Regions from separate parts of the Mus musculus genome. Here region 2 is linked to region 1. A link is a loop called in an ENCODE intact Hi-C map of the cell type or tissue named here. Cell type or tissue: heart. All regions are shown on one strand. Links, peaks and the distances in the headings refer to the core of each region. The heading gives the core; the rest is flanking DNA.

What was found. Peaks named below come from ENCODE experiments on the same cell type or tissue, not always from the same donor. Only the 100,000 strongest peaks of a DNase experiment are listed, where the experiment ranks them.
Region 2: a loop joins it to region 1, with 4 times the contacts of the local background. A loop is called at or near these places in 12 of 42 quality-filtered maps.

The regions. Positions count from the first base shown.
Region 1 is chr2:137,936,612-137,946,778 of GRCm38, forward strand. No RefSeq gene overlaps it. Among named protein-coding and RNA genes, the nearest start is that of Gm14062, 65 kb to the left of the region's middle. In heart, for the core only: a CTCF peak has its summit at 6,351 (motif pointing left); no DNase peak of the experiment used is centred there; H3K27ac peaks cover 1,443 bases.
Region 2 is chr2:136,991,649-137,001,815 of GRCm38, forward strand. It overlaps Slx4ip (SLX4 interacting protein), which reads left to right. Exons shown (of 8, transcript NM_028834.3): 3 at 8,536-8,625. Among named protein-coding and RNA genes, the nearest start is that of Slx4ip, 100 kb to the left of the region's middle. In heart, for the core only: a CTCF peak has its summit at 5,653; no DNase peak of the experiment used is centred there; H3K27ac peaks cover 1,029 bases.

The DNA.
Region 1 (10,167 bases), core at 1,551-9,550:
GCCTTGTTTCCTAATCATCACAGGTAATGAGTATTCTAGAAGCCATAGAGAAACACAGAAGAAACTGTCAGTGCCCACTCTATCCACTAATCCAGACAGCCACCTTCCCTGTTCATTTACAGGGCCTTCTAGTATACATAGCTACTTGGCTTCGCACAGCCTTGCAGGGCGCAGCTACCAGTGGAAAGGAGCAATATAGTGTCTGGCTGGCAGCCCATCTCAGCAGAATTATCCTGCCTGGGTCCCTGCCAATCATGCAATAATGAATTGCTTTGGTGGAAAAGATCAAACAATAGGGAAGGCCTTAAGAGGAAAAAACACATCTGTTAAGAACTCCCACCAAAAAATGTTGCAAAGTGTTTTTGTTTATGAAATAATTCAAATCTGAAGCTGACTCAAGGACAACTTAGCAGCCTTAGGAGGAGAGGAAAACAGACATAAAGACTAAATCCACTGAGGATAATTTTAAAACAACAAACACACTCACACTCAAACAGACACACATACACACTCAGACACACGTGTGTGCATGTGTGTATGTTATAGATAATATAAAGTATTATAATATATAACTTCAGAATGACTGTTTCTATGCATCTAAGATAAAAGGATTTCAGCAATTCGCAGAAATGCTTTAGACACAGCACATGTGATCCTAATTTAGTGTTGTTTGTAAAGATTTTAAGTTCTTGGCTTTGGAGTTGATTACAAGTAATTTAAATGAACAGAGCTAAACATTTGTTTTCTGGCATATTTCCTAGGAATTCTCTCTGTTAGTCAACAAACCCTATAAGTTCTAGTAATTACAAGACCTTGGTATCATCCACCTATATCCTGTAAATCAAATCTTCTCTCGGAAAAGGAGAAAGGAAAAGCCTGCCATTTCCCAGGCAGTGAGTTCATACATTAGGCACCTGCTTCATTACACCTTGAGCCTTTAAAAAAGCATTGTTATTCATTTACAGTTCAAATGTTGTTCCCCTTCCTGGTTTCCCCTCTGCAACCCGCCCCATCCTATCTGTCCTTCACTTTGCCTCTTTGAGGGTGCTCCCCCACCACACTCCCATTCCTGCCTCACTACTCTAGCATCCTCTTAAACTGGAGCATCAAGCCTCCACAGGACCAAAGTCTTCTCCTCCCATGATGCCAGATAAGGCCATCCTCTGCTACCTATGCAGCTGGAGCTATGATTCCCTCCATGAGTACTCTTTGGTTGGTGGTTTAGTCCCTGGGAGCTCTGGGGGGTCCGGTTAGTTGATATTGTTATTCTTCCTATGGGTTTGCAATCCCCTTCAGCTCCTCAGACCTTCCCCTAGCTCTTCCCTTGGGGTCCCCAGGTTCAGTCTGCTGGTTGGCTGTGGGTATCTGCACCTGTTTTGGTCAGGTGCTGGTAAAGCCTCTCGGGAGACACCTATACCAGGATCATGTCAGCAAGCACTTGTTGGCATCAGCAATAGTGTCTGTGTTTGGTGTTTGTAGATGGGAAGGATCCTTACATAGGTGGGGCTGTCTATGGATGGCCTTTCCTCAGTATCTGCTCCATTTTTTTTTCTTTTGTCTCTGCATTTCCATTAGGTAGGAATGATTCTGGGCTAAAATTTTCTGAGATGGGTGGGTGCTGGAAGTTGGAAATAACCCACATGTCCCTCAATGGAATGATGGATACAGAAAATGTGGCAAATTTACACAAAGGAATACTACTCAGCTTTTAAAAACAATGGCTTCATGAAACTTTCAAGCCAATGGATGGAACTAGAAAAGTCATCTTGTGTGAGGTAACCCAGACACAAAAGAACACACATGGGTATGTACTCACTGATAAGTGTGGATAATTAGCCCAAAACCTCAGAATCCCCACCATACAACTCACAGACCATGTGAAGCTTAAGAAAGTAGAAGACCAAAGTATGGATGCTTCAATTGTACTTAGAAGAGGGAACAAAATAATCACAGGAGATAGAGGGATAGAGGAACCTGATAGGGAGAGGGGAGAGGGAGGGAAAAAGGGAGGGTCATGTATGAGAAGAGTCAGGAGAGAAGTAAGAAGGTCAGGAAATTGAACAGAAATATGTAGCAGTGAGGGATGGGGAGCCAGGGGTAGCCAGCAGAAGGTCCCAGATGCCAGGAAGCAAGAGGTTCCCAGGACCCAAAGGGGATGTCAGTAGCTGAAATGCCCACCAAAGGGAAACTAGAACCTATAGAGACCATCTGGAGATGTCCAGTAGCTAGGCACTACAACTTGATCCTTGATATGCTAATTGTGAATTTCATTCTTCTGAATGAGTGCTATGACAGTTTCAGTGTGGTAGAGTTTTCTGTCCGGTGACTATTCAGCAACCCCAAAATATTTAACACAAAACTCCAAATGTATATCTGCTGGAATTGTGAAATCAGATTGAGTTTAAAAATTCATAGCCAAGATGACTGTATTACAAACTAGCCAGGGAGCCTCCTGTTGCCCTTTCTTCAAATGCAAATAGTTTCTCTGGACCTAACAAAAGCCCAAGAAACCGGACAAAGAGTGACAGGCTTTGGACAGGAAAAGGGAGTCCCTAGCACGGAGTTATAAATAGGTTTCTTTTGCGTGGTTTGCATAGAAAGCTCTCAGTGTGGCCTGGCTGTTGCTGTCCCTGTCTTCTCACAGATTGTCAATGCAGACAGCCGGAAGGGCCTTAGAGAGAAGGGACAGAATTAATAAAGATTAGTCAGAGTGTTTCGGGCAGAACTTTGGCAACTCTTGATTGACAACCCCCAGTCCTGGAGGCAGAGAGGTCATCCAAAATGCAGATAAGGGTCACGTGACAACCACAATGACAGTTGTCCCACAGCACCCAACAGAAACTTGTGTCAAGACTCTCTGCAGACATTTTAATACGTAGATACTAAAGTCCCTGATGCAAGCAAAATGGCCTTGTATTTGCATATGGCCTGTCTGCTTTGAAGCATTCTAGATTATTTATACCATGTGAAATATGATTGATGTGAATGTAATTGTTAAACTGCACTCTTTGGTGAGTGAATTATGACAAAATGGTCAGAATATGCGCTGGGAAATTTTTGAAACTACTTTCTATGTACAATTGGTTGAAGGTGTAGGGGTGTAACCCGATACACTGAGGGTTTTTGGAGCAGGATTGCCTCACCAAATCCATTTGCTTTTGGTCTGGTTGCTGACTCTGGTTTCAAGTACTCTGTCCTTCAGCTGGGGTGGAGCAAACTACAGCAAACAGCAAAGGCCCAGGTGGGATTCTTGTGCTTCAGAGGGTAAGGGCACAGAAGGAAAGCATGCAAAGCCTCTTGGAATTTCTCAGGAATAAAAAGAGTTTGCCACTCATTAAGCCTGTTCTTCAGGAGCTTCAGGCTTTACGGACCTGATCATATCTGTGTCATAGGGAGTATGTTCATCACAGCCTCTAGTCTTTCTTTCCCTAAGCCCACAATAATCCACCACTTATCTGTCTGTGTGTATACATGTGTGTAGAGGGGCCAGGGAATGGACTCATGACCCAGAGTAGATTGCCCATACTTCATATATTTATACATATACATATATATTCTGTACATGCATGTCTAAATTAAAGGTTAACTTAAAATGAAACACAGTAAAAGATTAAAAACAATAACTAATAAGAACAATTATAACAGAATACTATCAATAAAAGTTACTTACATGAACAAAGCTAAATTAAAAAATTGCTTATTTCTGAAAATTTCCATTTATTAATTTGGAAAGTGGCTGATTGGAACAAATAAAATTGTAGATCACAAAACATAAAGGAATAGGGCTTAGTACTTGCTTCTCTCTACCTGTTCCTTGATTCTGAAGTCTCAGGTTAGTGGGATGGATCTGCTGGGCTATCTTTGTTGCAGAGACAAAAGCTTTAAGCTGTGGCAGTAACTCAGCTCCACTACACGCGGTCGTATCCTGCATGTGGGTAGCATCTCAGGCTATGGGAAGAATACGGTACTTATATTTGTCCTCTCCACATCACTGGGGATATGTTCCATCACCCCAGGGAAGTCTTGCTTAATAATGAACCTGTAATTATGATCCTCATCCAAATTTTATACAACTCACCATAGATTATAAAAACAGTTTATTCTTTCTTTTTTAAAACTTAGAGGGCCTTGGTGACACCACAGGGCTCTCATTGTTCAGATGAGAATTGAATACAGTAGCTTCAAAAACATCTGTATGTAAACATTTATACACAGTTCTTAGTGAGATATCCAAATTTTTAGGGGAGGAGTCATAAAGAAATTTAGAAAAATAATGACCACATCACCAAACCCTTAAGTATTTCTGCTATGGACTTACTAATGAATTTTCTCCAAGTCATGTTTTTGTGTGTGTGTGTGTGTGTGTGTGTGTGTGTGTGTGTGTATGTGTGTGCCCTTGCGCACTCATTTGTGTATGCATGGATATGTTTGCAGAAGCCAAAGGTGAGATGTCCTCACCAATCTCTCACTGAATCCAGGGCTTCCCAGTTGAGGCAGGCTGACTGACCAGCAAAACCCAGGGAACATTTGGCCACAGCTAACCGTGCAATAATGGAAGTTGAAGAACATTTATGAGATGGGATCTAGCTTGAGGAAATGGGTCCTTAGGAGAGGGATCTAATTTCTCTTCTGGCATAAACTGCCTGCCCCACCATGCCTTCTCTGCCACAGTGAATTTGTACCTTCAAAAGCCATCAACCTAAATAATGCCTTCCTCCCTTCAGTTGCTTCTTGTCAAGTATTTCATCATAGCAGTGATAAATGTAGCTAGTATGTGTTCTGGTGTGTTTTTAAAATTTTGTAATGTTTTAATTACTTTGAAATATTTTGTAACTGATCAAATGAATCTAAGTGATGACAGTGTTGGGCCTCACTTTTAAAATCAGACCAGAAGGTAAGTTTAAAGGAACGGTATCGATAAAAATTTCTTTTCCAAAGATGTGCCTCATGTTTTCTCTTCCCTTTATATACAAAGTGTCTATAATTTTTACATTGCCACAAATTAAAAGGTACTAACCATGTGTTGCATTGTCAGAGTTCAGAGTGTTCAGGACTTGATTCTAAGAATTGAAATAAAACTACAAATACTCACCATTGAAGCCTATACTTAAATATTGTTTCTAACATATTTTGCCAGTGTTGTTTTGTGTTTAAATGTTAATGGAAAGTAGGCATCAAGAGAGATAATTGGGAGGATAACTGGGACACAAGAATGGCTCATTTATATAAAGCCATTGTGGGGCCAACATGATACAAGAGTCTGTGGTCTAGAATCTCTTTCTCTCTCTCTCTCTCTCTCTCTCTCTCTCTCTCTCTCTCTCTCTCTCACACACACACACACACACACACACACACACACGGTTATGGGGGTGCGGTGCTCCTGATTCTTGTCTCTGTCCTTGGCAACTGTGTAATAGTTAAAAGTCAAAACTGCAATAGAGAGTAACAATCCAGATTACTAGAATACTTTAAAAATGGCCAGAAGACAGCTGAAATCTTCCCGTTTAACATCATCTTAAAATGGAAGAATTGCTTAGTCTGTGGACAGGGTTTTTCTGTTGTTGATGTATTGTTGATGTGCTGACTTCCCCAATTCTGGCAGGTATTATTACACTTTGTGTGTTGGTTGTAGCCTTTCTTTTCACCCCACAAGTAGTCATGTGAACCCAGCACTGTAATCCACATGCACACAGAAGCTTTGCGTCCTGAGAGCAATTAAACATTCTAATGATTTTTCTTACTGAGTTCCAACGGAGTGACCTTGTACTCAGCAGCAGCACACAGTTGAAGGTGTGGCTTGATAACCCAAAGAACTTCTCAGCCTGGGTCCATGCTATTTTATGCATCTGTGGAAATAACACTATTTAGATCATTTATGTTAAAGATGACCTAAATGTTTCTTCTAAGGCTGAGTCCACAATTTTGGCAAATTATTACAGCTAAGAGTCAATTACAAAGAGACACCTTGGAGGCAGTGTCTCTGAGCATGCCACGAGAGTCCCATTTGAATCAAGCTACCTACATTTGGGCAATTGTCCAAAGTATTTGAACTTTTCCCCTTCTCTAGTTCTAACACGAACACTAAAAAGCAAACAAAACAATACAAACAAACAAACCCAAAAACTTGTAAGTCTTGTAAATATGACCAAGCAGAGTTTCATTGACTTCATTTTTTTGTTCTTAAAGTTAAATTATGATGTTTCCAACTCTTCTTTGAGGTGTAATGTTGACCATATTTGACAGAAAAGCATAAACAAAGAAGAAGCACTTCAAGCCAGTGTTGTCTCCTGAAAGGACGGGAAACCAGCTCATCGTTCAAATATTATCAACTGTCGCCCTCTGCTGGCTAAATTCTGGAGTTCGGTTTCAGAAGAAAGCAACGCACTGGTTTTACTGTGAGCATGTGTGCAAAAGCTGCATATGCAGATTCTCAACATTTGTAAGGCATCTATGCTTAGCTGAGCTTCCAAGAGTTTTTCGTATTGATTCATCATCGTGGATAAGTTGAAGCCAGGCTGGGACTGATACCTACATCCATTAAAGATGGTTTCTGTTAAAGAGCAGGATACATAAGTCAGCCATGAGAAACAGCTGTCTCTCTGCCATAAGACCAAAAAAGGATCACAACCTATAGATGCTCCTACCTATAACTACCGCATGCTTTTGTGCGTTTTCAGGACTACCTGACGGTTTATAAAGAATACAGGGAATCTTAATCAACACATCTTCTTCCAGGGGGTGTGTCTTAAGGCTTCCTCAAATATAACTTTAGGTTTAATCCATGGGAAATCACAAACGCAGAGTTGTTAAATGTCAGCATTGTCAAGGGACAGAGCCAGAGCAGAGCCAGAACTACAACCCATTTCCAGGATCCTCACCTTACCCATTTCCAAGGATGTTTCTGCACTGTTGTGCACGTAGTCTGTCACACTGGTGCATCAGGAAGCCATTAGGTGTCCCTCTGCCAATTGTGTTTCTTGTCACTGAGACGACAATAGCTAACAGCAAAAACTTAAAAAGGAAAAAGTTCATTTTGTCTCATGTATTTATGATGTTCAGTCTACAGTGGCTTAGCCCTATGTGCTCGAGAAGAACATCATGTTAGTCAGAGCATGCGTTTCCTGATCCCAAAGACTACCTAGAATCCACCTGTCCTTTAAAATTTTATTTGGCAGCTTATTTATTTTTGTCCCTCTTTTATCTAATGTTTCTATCCTCTGAAAGAATGGGTTTGGGGGAGAGACAAGCCATCTTTTTAAATTTTTTTTAATTAGGTATTTTCTTCATTTACATTTCAAATGCTATCCCAAAAGTCCCCTATACCCTCTCCCCCCACACACCCTGCTCCCCTACCCACCCACCTCCACTTCTTGGCCCTGGTGTTCCCCTGTACTGGGGCATATATAGTTTGCAAGACCGAGGGGCCTCTCTTCCCATTGATGGCCGACTAGGCCATCTTCTGATACATATGCAGCTAGAGACACGAGCTCTGGGGTACTGGTTAGTTCATAATGTTGTTCCACCTATAGGGTTTGAGACCCTTTCAACTCCTTGGATACTTTCTCTAGCTCCTCTATTGGGGGCCCTGTGTTCCATCCAATAGCTGACTGTGAGCATCCACTTCTGTATTTGCCAGGCACTGGCATAGCCTCACAAGAGACAGCTATATCAGGGTCCTTTCAGTGAAACCTTGCTGGGGTATGCAATAGTGTCTGCATTTGGTGACTGATTATGGGATGTACCCCTGGGTGGGGCAGTCTCTGGGTGGTCCATCCTTTTGTCTTAGCTCCAAATTTGTCTCTGTAACTCCTTCCATGGGTATGAAGTTCTTAGGCAAATGGATGTATCTGGAGGATATCATCCTGAATGAGGTAACCCAATCATGAAAGCAGTCACTTGATATACACTCACTGATAAGTGGATATTAGCCCAGAAACCTACAGTACCCAAGATACAATTTGCAAAACACAAGAAAATCAAGAAGAAGGAAGACCAGTGTTTTTCTTTAATTCTTTTTACATAAGAATGAAGCAGTGAACCTGATATAGCTGTCTCTTGTGAGGCTATACCGGGGCCTAGCAAACACAGAAGTGGATGCTCACAGTCAGCTATTGGATGGATCATAGGGCTCCCAATGGAGGAGCTAAAGAAAGTACCCAAGGAGCTAAAGGGATCTACAACCCTATAGGTGGAACAACAATATGGACTAACCAGTACCCTCCCCACTCTCCCACCACCCACCCCCCTCTGCATATGTATCAGAAGATGGCCTAGTCAGCCATCAGTGGAAAGCGAAGCCCATTGGTCTTGCAAACTTTATATGCCTCAGTACAGGGGAACGCCAGGGCCAAGAAGTGGGAGTGGGTGGGTAGGGGAGTGGTGGGGGAGGGAATGGGGGACTTTTGGGATAGCATTGGAAATGTAAATGAAGAAAATACCTAATTAAAAAAAATCAAAGAGTTGCTTTAAAAAAAAAAAAGAATGAAGCAGTGAGGACTCTGTGAGCACATGATATCCCGCCGTGCATAAAGATATGTGCAGGAGGTGTGAGAACCTGTTTTGCAAAGATCTTAGCAAATGTTTTCTTACCCCACTCAGAACTGCAGATAGAAACAAAGCAATGATTCCACCCAGGTGGGCTTAGCAAACCGATTTTCTTAACTGGGTTATGTTCAGGATCGTGGCCAGCTTATGGGCAGCTATATCACCAACAAAAGGTATCCAGTTGTCAGCAATAGCTAATTGTCTTATCTTTGGGGAAGGTGCAGGCGGACATCATGAGTCCTGCCACACTTCATGATGGGCTGTCAGTGAGCCTAGGTTTGTATGCGTATCCTCAGGCAATTACAGCTGTTGGGTTCAAGGGGGTGAAGGCCATGCCATGCCTGGTAGACAGTGTCCTCCAACAGCTTGTCTTAGGGCAAATTCTCACATGTGTCTGCATTATGAGCCCAATGAATCAATACAATTTCTATTCTGATTTATTTTATACAGTAACAACTCAGTGCCACTTTCCAGGAATATAAAATGTATTCTAAGAAACCACTACTATGTCAGTCAGTCCTGGGAACTCGTGACTATTATAATGCTAGCACCCAGGAGGCTGACATAGCAGGATTGCCATGGGCACAGGGTCAGCCTGAGCCACAAAATGAGTTCCAGGCCAGCCTGTCACAAAAATAAAACAAATAAACAAACAAAATTGAAGCCACCATGTCTGTATTTATTTCTATGAGCCCACATTCTGCAAACTGTAGTCTTTAATTTTCCTTTGGATTTCCTATCCTCCACATTTATTTAGTTACTATTGTAGGTGGGGACATCTGTGCTCAAATTTCAAAGCAGACTCTGGAGTGCAGGATGTTGATTAAAGAGTGATACCTGTGGATGGCGATGATCTAAGGAAGCATCGTCCTCTCAGGGTGGAGCTCTGGAGCAAATATTAGCCTTGGGGTTGGGCCCCAAAGTGTCGCTATGTTCAGATATGTGTATGCTGGGCTCCCACACTCTTCTGTGATGCCTGAGAGAAGTGAGATCTTAATGCAACAACTCCCAAATGAAGTAATAATCAAGAGACCTGCTTATTTCTGGGAGTTGAAAAGTCAGATCTGCCTCGATGGCTGTGGTACTCAACCTTTCTTAGACCGTTTAATACAGTTCCTTATGTTTTGGTGACCCCAACCATAAAGTTATTTTTTCTTACCAATTCATAACTGTGATTTTGCTACTGTTCCAAGTTATAATGTAAATATCTAACATGCAGGATATCTAATTCACAAACCCCAAAGGGGTGGAGATCCAGAGGTTGAGAACCTCTGTTTGACGGGCTGTGGAAGGCTACTTTTCTCTGTTAGTTCTATTACACAAAACCTGTCTGCAAACAAATACACAGAGCACTGGGCCTCCCTTCAATCTCTCCCACCAAGCTGTGTGTCAGTGGAACCATAGGCTCATGTAGTTACTGATGTGTGTGCTGCCAGTGCTTTCTTCAGTAGAGAATTTATCAAAATGTAGAGAAGTTGCCTCCACCATGACTCTCAGAAAATGGGCCTGTGCATCTCACCACTGAGACATAACAAGGGTGCTCTGATGCTGCATAGGCTCTCTGAGTGAGTAGACTGCCTGTTTGTTCAGAAAGTAGAGTAAGTGTCACCTCTGCCTTACCTC
Region 2 (10,167 bases), core at 659-8,658, 950 kb before region 1:
GATACACACAGACAATATATATATATAAATATGTATATGTGTATGTGTGTGTGTGTGTATATATATATATATACACACACACACACTGACATACACATTTTTAGAAAGAGAGGTGGGTGGGGGAGAAAGACAGAGAGAGACACAGAGATTTTATGATAGAAATTTACAGGTACTGTTTTCTAAACACCATTTCAGGGAGCATAAGTCATCATTGGTCCTGATCATGTTGTAGACCAGCCTTTATGTTGCTAACTCTGGATGGTACCTGCTCTGTTCTGCTCCTTTGGAGACTGATGAGTCTACAATACTTTATTGTGAATTATCTTTTCTTTCATGTTCTCTGTAGCAGAAATATGTAAGAGCAGCATTTATATTTTTTACTTTGCCATTTGGCATGATTACAAGCCGTCTGCCTGCTCTTCCCAGAAGCACCGTGTTGTCAGAGTAAAGCCACAAAAGAATTCTAAGCATTTATTAGATTTTGGTAGAGATAGGTAAATACTTGGCACTACATATGTGCAAAAGGTTTTTAATTGATAATTTAGAGTCTAATTAGAATGTCCTGGAATTTGCAAGAGATACCACCTTTGGAGGGGCGTAAAGGGAGTGGGGCTGACATATGGAGCCATCGTGTTTCTCATTGCTACATGTGCATTGGACCTGCCATAGGTCAGGCAACTGAGGGGAAAGGACTGCAGATCACATTTGAAAATGGCTAGGGAACACACCTAAAACAATGAAGGAGCGTGTGGAAGCCTGTTCCTAACTTGGCTCTGTCTACAGTGACAGATAGAGTTTCTAGTTTTATACTGAGGTCCTAGTGGTGTGTATTAAAGTGTCCCTTTACTAACACTAGTTTCAGTGGCCACTGCTTTATTTCCAACATCATGGTGCATCTCTTCCCAAGCCTTGTCTGTGAGCTGCCCTGTCATTTATTCTAGCCAAAAGACAAAAGGCTTTCTCTTCTCTAAATAAACCAGAAAGTTTGCTAGAAGACACCAAGCAGCCTCTTACTCGTTTATCCTTATAGAAGCCGCCATCAAGCCCACTTGTTCTTTCCCTCAGCTTTTCCCTCCCATTTCTTTATCATTTTCTCTTTATCTCTAGACTAGAGATAAATCTTAGTGAGGAATCTACTGTAAACTCCTTCACCCCGACCTGTAGTTAGAATCCTACAACGGACAAAAGGGAAAAAGTAGCTCTCCTGTCCCAGCCCCTTTTGGACTCATATAGGCCACGCCTGTCTCTCTCTGTCTGTTCTAACTAGAAAAACTTGAACTCCGAGAGTAAATCATCCCTGACTTTCCCCAGTAACTCTCCTCTGATGGATCTGGTTCATGGAGCCTAGTCTTGTCCTTGGATCTTGTTCTACCAACTGATTTGAAGATGAGAAAATAGCCCGTTGGCTTCAACTAAATGTGTATTGCCTATTTCTGTATGTGATGTAGCTTTACTTGTAAGCTGTGAACCTGATTCTGTAGCCTTATTCTGTGGAAAGGCTGTAAGAGAAGGGGAGGTGGTCCCTCCTAAAGCAGCAAGCAGGTTAGTCAGCTTTCCTAGTGATGCTTTTACTCATTTAGCAAACACCTTTCTTTGCCACCTATGTGTCATACACAGTACTGGGAGTTGACAACTCCAAGGGAACCCGGAAGGCGGAAGGCCGAAGGCAGGACTTAATGCAGGCAGGCCCTTGAGTGAGACAGCTGTGGCTACAGTCACATGCTTGCTGCCTGTGGTTAGTCCTGCCTGGGGATGTCCTGAAGTGCCACAGAGAAGAGTATTTGCCTGGATCTCTCCCTTGGCCAGTTCTAGCTCCATTGCCTGTAGTTTATTGGGTGATTTTTAGCCATGTAGTGGGTGTTTTACATCCTGTAGATTTTTGTAATGTGTTTGTATGGGCCACGGTGGAATGATAGACAGGACAAGCTGCTATATTTTATGTGTCTTTGTGGTGACATTTATTTACAGAAGGGTGAGCATTATGTATACAAGTAGAACCAAATATATAGATATGCATGAAGGTGGGATCTAGAGTGGAAGTCTCTTTGAAGGAGTCTTCCTGTTTCACATCCAGGAAAACTGATGCCTAATGGACCCCTTTCCCTCAGGATGCCCTTCCCTTGTGTCTTCTTTGTGCAGTTGGATTTGAATACATCTGCCTGACCCTGGTTTCCACTGCCTGCCATGAACCTCTCTTCTGCCTTAGAGAGCTTTCCAGCTTGCCTGCCCCTTGCTCCCTCTGCCTTTCTGGGTTCCTCTGTAACCCGAGGCTTCCTGCCCCGATCTATCTTATCCTGTGCTGACATTGACCCATAGGTCTGCATTATGAGACTTAAGCATATAGAACTATTTGGGGCCACTTTCTCTGAGTGCTGTGGTTGGTTTTGCTCCACGGCTTGCTGTTTCCTAGGACTCACCAAGGGCCTTTTCTCTGCTGCCTCTGATCTTTGGATGAACACTGTGGTAGATGAGTACCATGAGGTTATGGTACGTGCTGCAGTACCCTGTTTCTGTGCCCCTCTGTTGGTGTGGGACTCAGCCAATATGGAAACCCTTCTATATCTGTGCTTTGTGTTGATTTTCACAATGATTCATGCAAACATTTTCACTTTTATGTTATATTTTTGTAAAGTCAGCATACAAGGTCTCTTTGAAGACTCCAAGAGAGCACAACGTAGAGCTAACCTTCTGAAGGTGAACTAACCAACATGTGCATCTGCCATTGACTTAGGGTCAGGTAGTCCCAGGATCCTTGCATTTTAAATCTTGGAAAAAAAAAAAAAACCCTTCACCACTGCTGATGACAGCTGTTATCGCTATACAGTAAGGAGAGAGGAAGGTATTAGTTCATTCACTGGGATGAATAGCCATGGCCTTGTTTCTAGAAAGGCTTTTGAGTCATTACCTTGCTGATGTGCCTAAAACGTAGGACAGTTTGTTCTGTCATATTTTCTTTCTTTCTGCCACTAAATATGAAGCATGTTTATGGGCTGCTAGAGTGCTAATCACAGGGGATTAGAGTCGACCCTGGTCTGGACACATTTCTGCTGGAGCTCACGTTCTAGCAGGGAAGTCTCCTCCACAGACCATTTAATGCAGAAGTCTGTAAGCACGTTAAGAATGTGTGTGATCCAGAGGAGGAAGATAAACGTTTCAGAAGAACTCAGGGCCCACTGTGCTTGGAGGATGGTTACTCAGCAGGAAACAGAGTAGTGAGGTCTGGTGAAAGGCTCAGATTGGCTAGAGTAGGCATACTCTGTTGGTGGCATTACAGGTTCATGTGAGACACTACTAGGAAAGGGTCTGACAACCTAAGTGGGGGTGGGCAAAGCAGCAGAAAAGGAGTGGATGGATGTCTAAGAACACATTAAAAAACACAACTTACAAGATGAAGCAACCTATTCCAGAAGGTTAGGGAAAAGGCATTGTTGAGGTATCTCCCAGGGCTTTGGATTGCCATTTCTAGATGGAGGGGTGAAAGGAAAAGAATAAGTTGGCCTGTGTATATACAACCAAATGCATGGGCTATGTTATGAAACATAATGAAGCGAGGGGCTATCTGTGGCAGGACTGAGAATTTAAGCTATGCTCCAGACCTGGGGGAGGGGAGAGGAGTGAGGGCCTGGGAAAGGGGTAGAGGCAGACAAGTGCACATGTAGACAGCAGACAGATAGCAGATCCGTGATGGCAGAGAGAGAGAGAGAGAGAGCAGAGAAGGACCAAGCGGGGACTCAGAGGACATGCAGGAAGAGCTGGGGTGGTGGGTGGGTTCTTTTGCTGGCTTCACACACCTGGTGCACCTGGTGGCAGCAGGTGATGAGGTACGTAATTGCTAGGTCCCTGGGGCAGGCCGGGGAATTTACCTGTAGGCTAACATTCCTCTGAGTTACAGTACTAATGTTATAAAATATAATGTGGCAAGACATATCATCTTTGTAGGCCCCAGCCAAGGTATACCCTGAGAAATTACGTCATGCAACAGATATGGTGTAAAGGGGGTTTGTTTACTGGGGAGGGTAGAGGAGTTAGGGCCTGGAAAGGTGGTAGAGGCAGGCAGGTGAACATGTCCATAGACAGCAGGGCCATGAGAGCAGGGGTCGGGGAGGGGGCGGTACATCTGCAGAGAACAGATAGAGAGGATGCTAGGAACAGACTGAAAGAGAGCTGCTGAATGGAGGGTGGGTCCTTTTGTGTGCAGCACACACTTGATGTTCACCTGGCAGTGGTAGCAATTCATGACTTAAAGTAATTGGTAGGTCCCTGAGGGCAGGCCAGTGGAATCCCCTGCACACTAGCATTCCTCCCTAACAATGTGAAGCTATTTCTCAAAGCCCTTGGAATCCCTTCCTGAGTGACCCACTCTGGCCTGTGGAAGAAGTGATGCTCCCCAGGTTTCCTGATCTGAAGAGAGCTGCAGAGTGTTTCTTCTGAGAGTAGAAAGAAGCTCCTAATTAAGGCTAAGGAGGAAGGGAAGCTGTGCCTCCTCTGTGCTCAGAGGCCTAGTTTGTTCCCCTCTGTTTACTCAGGGGAGAAAGAAGCAGAGCTTTGAGAGCAGAGAACTTTAGGAGACACAATGGTTCTGATTAGTGCAGATTATCCAAGCTCCTGCTAGAGAGAAACAAGGCCTGGTGGTTGCCCAGAGAGAACCACTGCCTGCCAAGCATAGAATCTTCCAGAAATCTAGCAAAGTCCTCTCCTACATTGCCAGTGTAAGATTTGATACCTTATTTATTCAAAGAAAGAAAAAATCTAATTAATGTATAATCAATCAGGGTGTGAAAAAACGCCAGATTGAACCTTGTGTTTCGTTGGACTTAGACGGGAAAGTTAGAGCTTGATTTTGACCAAGTTCTCATAAAGGAAGGTAGGCCACTTTTTATTATGACTGGAGGATCTAAAATACAGTGGTAGTAGCAGTGCTTATGGCCATTAGAAATCACAGCTCTTTGTCTGTTATGGTTGTTGCAAAGTGATTTTAAAGAATAGTATTAATTTAATATTAAGGCTAATATTAAAGATATGTAGATACCAGAACCCATATCCTAAAGTGCCTCCTAGGCCTCTCTTCTAGGCTTTAGGTTCTCTGCTATGGCTTCTCGCTCAGCTCCACTCTTCCCTTGTCATCACTCATATTCAACCCAGAAATCTGCTCATCCCAGATCTCCTTCTGGGGAAGATGAGCCCAGTTGTTACTGTAATTCCAGCACAAACAATAATGATGGATGAGTTGAGGAAGACAGAGGCCTCAGGTTCTGGTTCTCAGGTTTCTTCATTCCAATACAGTATAGAACAGAAGCCGCTTAACATCCTATTGAAGAACACCATGCACAAGAAAACATATCTGAAAATATCACAGCACTCTTCCCTTTCTTCAGTTAGCTGTTGTTACTGGGCCCATCAGATATGAGTCAGCCCCTGCAAACCATGCATGCATTATTACAGTATCACCAACTGGAGTTGCTTTTTAAGATTTTGATAAATATACTTCAGTGGAATCAGTTTTCTTTTGTATCTCCTATATTCATTTTATGTATTTAAAATGCATTCTTGGTACATTTTATAAGATTCTCAGTTGGCTAAAGAAAGACTCAGGGCACACAAAATGTTAATATCCACCAGCTAAGATCTTGTAGTTGTGGCATATGACCTCCACCTGGTGGCAGCAGCATCCTTAAAGGTTAGATCTATAATCAACAATTGAGAACATAATCTGAGTGTAGCCATCCATACACTTGAATGTGGTTTTCAAACATTGTTTTGCTACAGCCCACAAAACATCAGCCTTTCATCATAATTCATACAGAGATTTACATTGCACCAAACAGTTCTCAATCTTAGTATCTGACATACTGATACTTTTTATGGCTTTCTAATATTCTCTTGGATTTCTTTAATTAAAAAACAATTCTGGTTGGGCAATAGAATCACACACCTTTAATCTCAGCTCTTGGTAGGAAGAGACAGGGGAACGAGTATCTTTGAGTTTGAGGTCAGCCTGGTCTACAGAGTTAGTTCTAGAACAGCCAAGGCTACACATAAAAACCCTTTCTTGAAAAACCCAAAATAATAATGATAATAATAATAATAATAATAATAATAATTTTGATGCATCAAACTAAATTGCAATCAGACAGCCACAATACACTATCCTTATAAGAGGTTATATAATTTGCACACAGTTTCAGATATTATACTTACATTTTAAAATTATTTATTAGTGATCAGTAATTCATACAAGGTAAGAAGAGCCACTTTTATATGTACAACCAAGGTCCCTTTTTAGAACACTGCATCTTCCTGTCATTTGTCTTCTTCTTATGCCATGCAGACACTGCCCTGCCACTTTCACCACACATGGCTCTTGCTGTTGTGAACTGTCAGAGCCATACAGTAGGTGTTCATCAAACTGGCCTCATTAACTCATCCTGGTTTTGAGATGAGTCTGTGGGTTGTGTCAACATTTTGATTAATGCGATTCCATTGTGTGAGTAGAATACTAGTTTATTCTCCTGTTGATGGTCCTTGAGTCTGTCTTCAGTTTGGTCTAGTGGGAACAGAGCTCAGATAAGCTTATAAGATGGCCTCCTTGGCCTAGTCAGTAAGTACATGGCTTGCTATAGAAAGCTGGCAAACCTTTTGCCAAAGTGGATGAACCCAGTTGCATTTGCAACAGTGTATGAGTTTGGGCTGCTCCATTCTTTCCTGCCATTTGGTATGGTGTCAGTCTTTGTACTTTGAATCCATTCTGTGGCTGTGGCTGTGGCAGTTAATTAGGAAATGAGTTTCCCTGGCATCAGTCAAATTCAATACTTTTTCAAGTGCAGTCACCCATTTTTCATATTTGTGGTACATATTTCAGCTTAGATTAAAAAATTCTGTGACTCTGTGGAAGTTGTTTACATATTTGGATGTCAGTCCTGCATGTCAGACATGTGTATTTATAAATGTCTTTTATCCAGTCTGTGGCAAACTTATCATTTCACTGATAGTACCGCTGATGAGCAGAAATTTCTTTGATTGTTTATGTCCACTTTAATCGACAATTTTTTCTTCAATGTTTTAAATTTCCGGGATCATATGTATAAAATCTTTTCCTGCCCCAGTGATAAGAGTAATAATGTTTTGGTTATTATGCTTAAGTCTATAATTTATCTCAAACTAAATGTTATAATTGTTAATAAGGTAGATACCAGTTAAGTTTCTTTTTTCTTTTTTTTCCTGTGTTTGTGGCTGATGTTCTAGCACCATTTTTTGAATCTACTTTGGCCATGTTTTCACAAAAGTTTATAAAGGAAAGTTTAAAGGCTTCCTTAGTTAGAGATGTATAAAAGTGACTTTGCTACAGGTCTGTAGAATGAATTGTCAGGGGCTCTTTGACATCATCCTCAACCTATGATCTTGGTTGCCTGTTTTTTTCTTTCTAATGTATTGTTTACTGTTATCTTGGGAATCTCAGAAGTGACTTCTGATGTGTGAACATTTATAAAGCTACAGCCTCTGTGTGCTGTGTGTGTGTGTGTGTGTGTGTGTATGCATGCACGCACTCCTCTGCATGCACTCCTGTGAGCTTCCCTGCATGGTCCCCTGAATGAATTCCTGCATGAGGCCAGAGGTTCAGCATCAGGTGAACCATTCTTGAACCTGGAGCTTGCCATTTCTGTTTGACTGACTGCTCAGTAAGCCTCTGGAATCAGCACTGAGACCTGAGGTACTAATGAGCGTGGGGACTCACACTTCCACAGAGGGCCCTTGACCCTCTCAGTCATGTCTCCAGCCTAGTTACAGCTTTTCATGAGACCCATGTGGCTGCTGACCAGTACGGAGACATTAGCTACATGGGCTTAACAAATTGACATAAAATGAAATTAAAATGCCAACTTTAAGTCATGATAGCCATATTTTGAGGACCTAGTTGGCTATTCTATTGTATTATAGACATACAGTATTTTCATCTTTTCTCTTAAAGTAAGAAAGGAGGCTTTGAAAATTCATAGCATATTTAAGGGAGACTTTCCTCAGTTTCAGTAACTGGCATCCAACTTGGACCCCCTTATCTCTCTGGTTCTTTCTTGTTTTCCTGAGTATTTATTCCTATCCCATGCTCTTTCGTGCAGCTAGTTCTTATATTTTAAAAAAAGGCAATAACTTATATAGATTCTTTACCATGGAGGAGAAAGGCTCTTCACAGAATTGTTCTTTTCTGGAGGCTACCTGGTACTGTCCTCTTCTACTTCTCTCGATGTTTGGCAGACTTCCAGCTACCATGGAGCTGTCTGGTCATCCTCTTTCAAGGTGTGGTCTAGAAATAGTTATTTTGTCATTTCCATCCTAATTAAGCCTGCATTTCTTCTTAACATCTCCACTATAATTATGGACTTGTGAACACTAGGAGCCATGCTGAGATTCCGCCCCAAGGGTGGGTTTGTTGTCCTTCTTGTGTATGTACAGTTTGTGACATCCTCTGGAGTTCTCTGTTGGGCATGACCTGCATAGACACATTCTACCATTGATAAATATTCACCTCTTCTCTTTCAGTGTGGGAACTTCGCAGTCCTGGTGGATCTTCATGTATTGCCACAAGGTTCAAACAGAGACTCCAGTTGGTTTTCTGAACAGAAGAAAGAGGTATAAGAAACACTTTTATCTTTAAATAATGTTTTTTGTAATACCAGATAGAAGAAATGTCAGCTAGTCAGCTATTCTGAGCTTTCTATTTCCTTAGTGTTTTTTTTTTTTTTTTAAAGGGTGATTGTTAGGCGTTCACTGAAAGGCAGGAGTATGTCTGGAGAGAAGCATGCATGTGTGCCCACTCATGCTCTTCTGACAGAGCCATGTTTCATGTGCTGACTGTGTGTGTGCACATGTGCACCTTACACTCTCTATGTCCTCATCCCAGGCTCTATTATTTAAACCCAAAATTCGAATTCCCTCCACTTGGAGGAAAATTATTCTCAATAATAAAAAGGGAAGAAGAGGAAGTCAGACTAGTCCAAGTGAGCAGGGATTTTGATCTGAAGAGATGAGAAGAATGGCAGCACCTGTAACAGGTGTGGAGTTCACAGGAGGCTAATCGCCACATCTGTATTAATCCTCACTTTGATCTTTGCCTCTTTTCATTGTCATGAGCCTTGACAAGTGAAGAGGAATTCCAGTCTTCCTCCTTTCATGTTGACTATCCAGTAAAGCAGAGAGTTAGTATGGATGTGCAGTTGACTTGGAACAACATAGATTTGGAATATGTTGGTCTGTTAACACATGAAATTTTAGGAAAATTTGAAGGAAAAACCCGTTAGATGAGCTTCATAGCCTAGAAATATTTAAGAAAAATAGAATTAGTTTACTGTTTACTCCCAAAATGTACTACAGTTCTTTAAGGCATTCTGTAAGCCTCTGTTGGCTTAAGTTGAGGGTCTGCCTAAAACACTAGGTGAGTGGCTAATGCCACATGAACAGTTTGTCTAAGTAAAAAAGTATCTCTTATTGTTCGTAATTATTTGTTCAACCGTCCAAACCTAACATAGAAAATGTGTCACGACTTTATTTTTTCCATTAGTAATTCTTTCTAGTTAGTAGTTGGCTATTATAGAACGAAAGAGGTGTCTTGTTCTCAAAAGCTGAGTTAAGTTCCTAGCACCCATTCAGACAGCCCACAACTACCAATAACTCCTGCTCTAGGGGCTTCAAGCCCTCTTTTGTCCATGGTCATGACCCACACATGTCACAAACACACACACACACACACACACACACACACACACACACACATACACACACACACACACACACACACACACACACACACCACACACACACACACACATCAAAGTCAAAACCTTAAAAAGTTAAGTTACTGAGGAGTCAACAGTTATTCTAGGGTTTCTAACTATCTTTCTACCTCTTGACTTTAAGAATTCATTCTATGATATTTGACCTTCCTGGGAGCTTCAGTTTCCTCTTAAAATGAGAGTTTGACCAGATAAGGCTTTAGTCTCCTATGATTTCAATACTTCTGTGAGCTCCTATAGTGTAGAAACATTATTTCTTTCCTTCTATAGAGATCAGGGACAGATAGTGAGGCATACCCTGTTCAAAAGTTTCAAAACAGACTAGCTATATTGCTCTGTGAGTATAAAGGTGCATACTGCCCAACAGTATGTGTATCCCCAG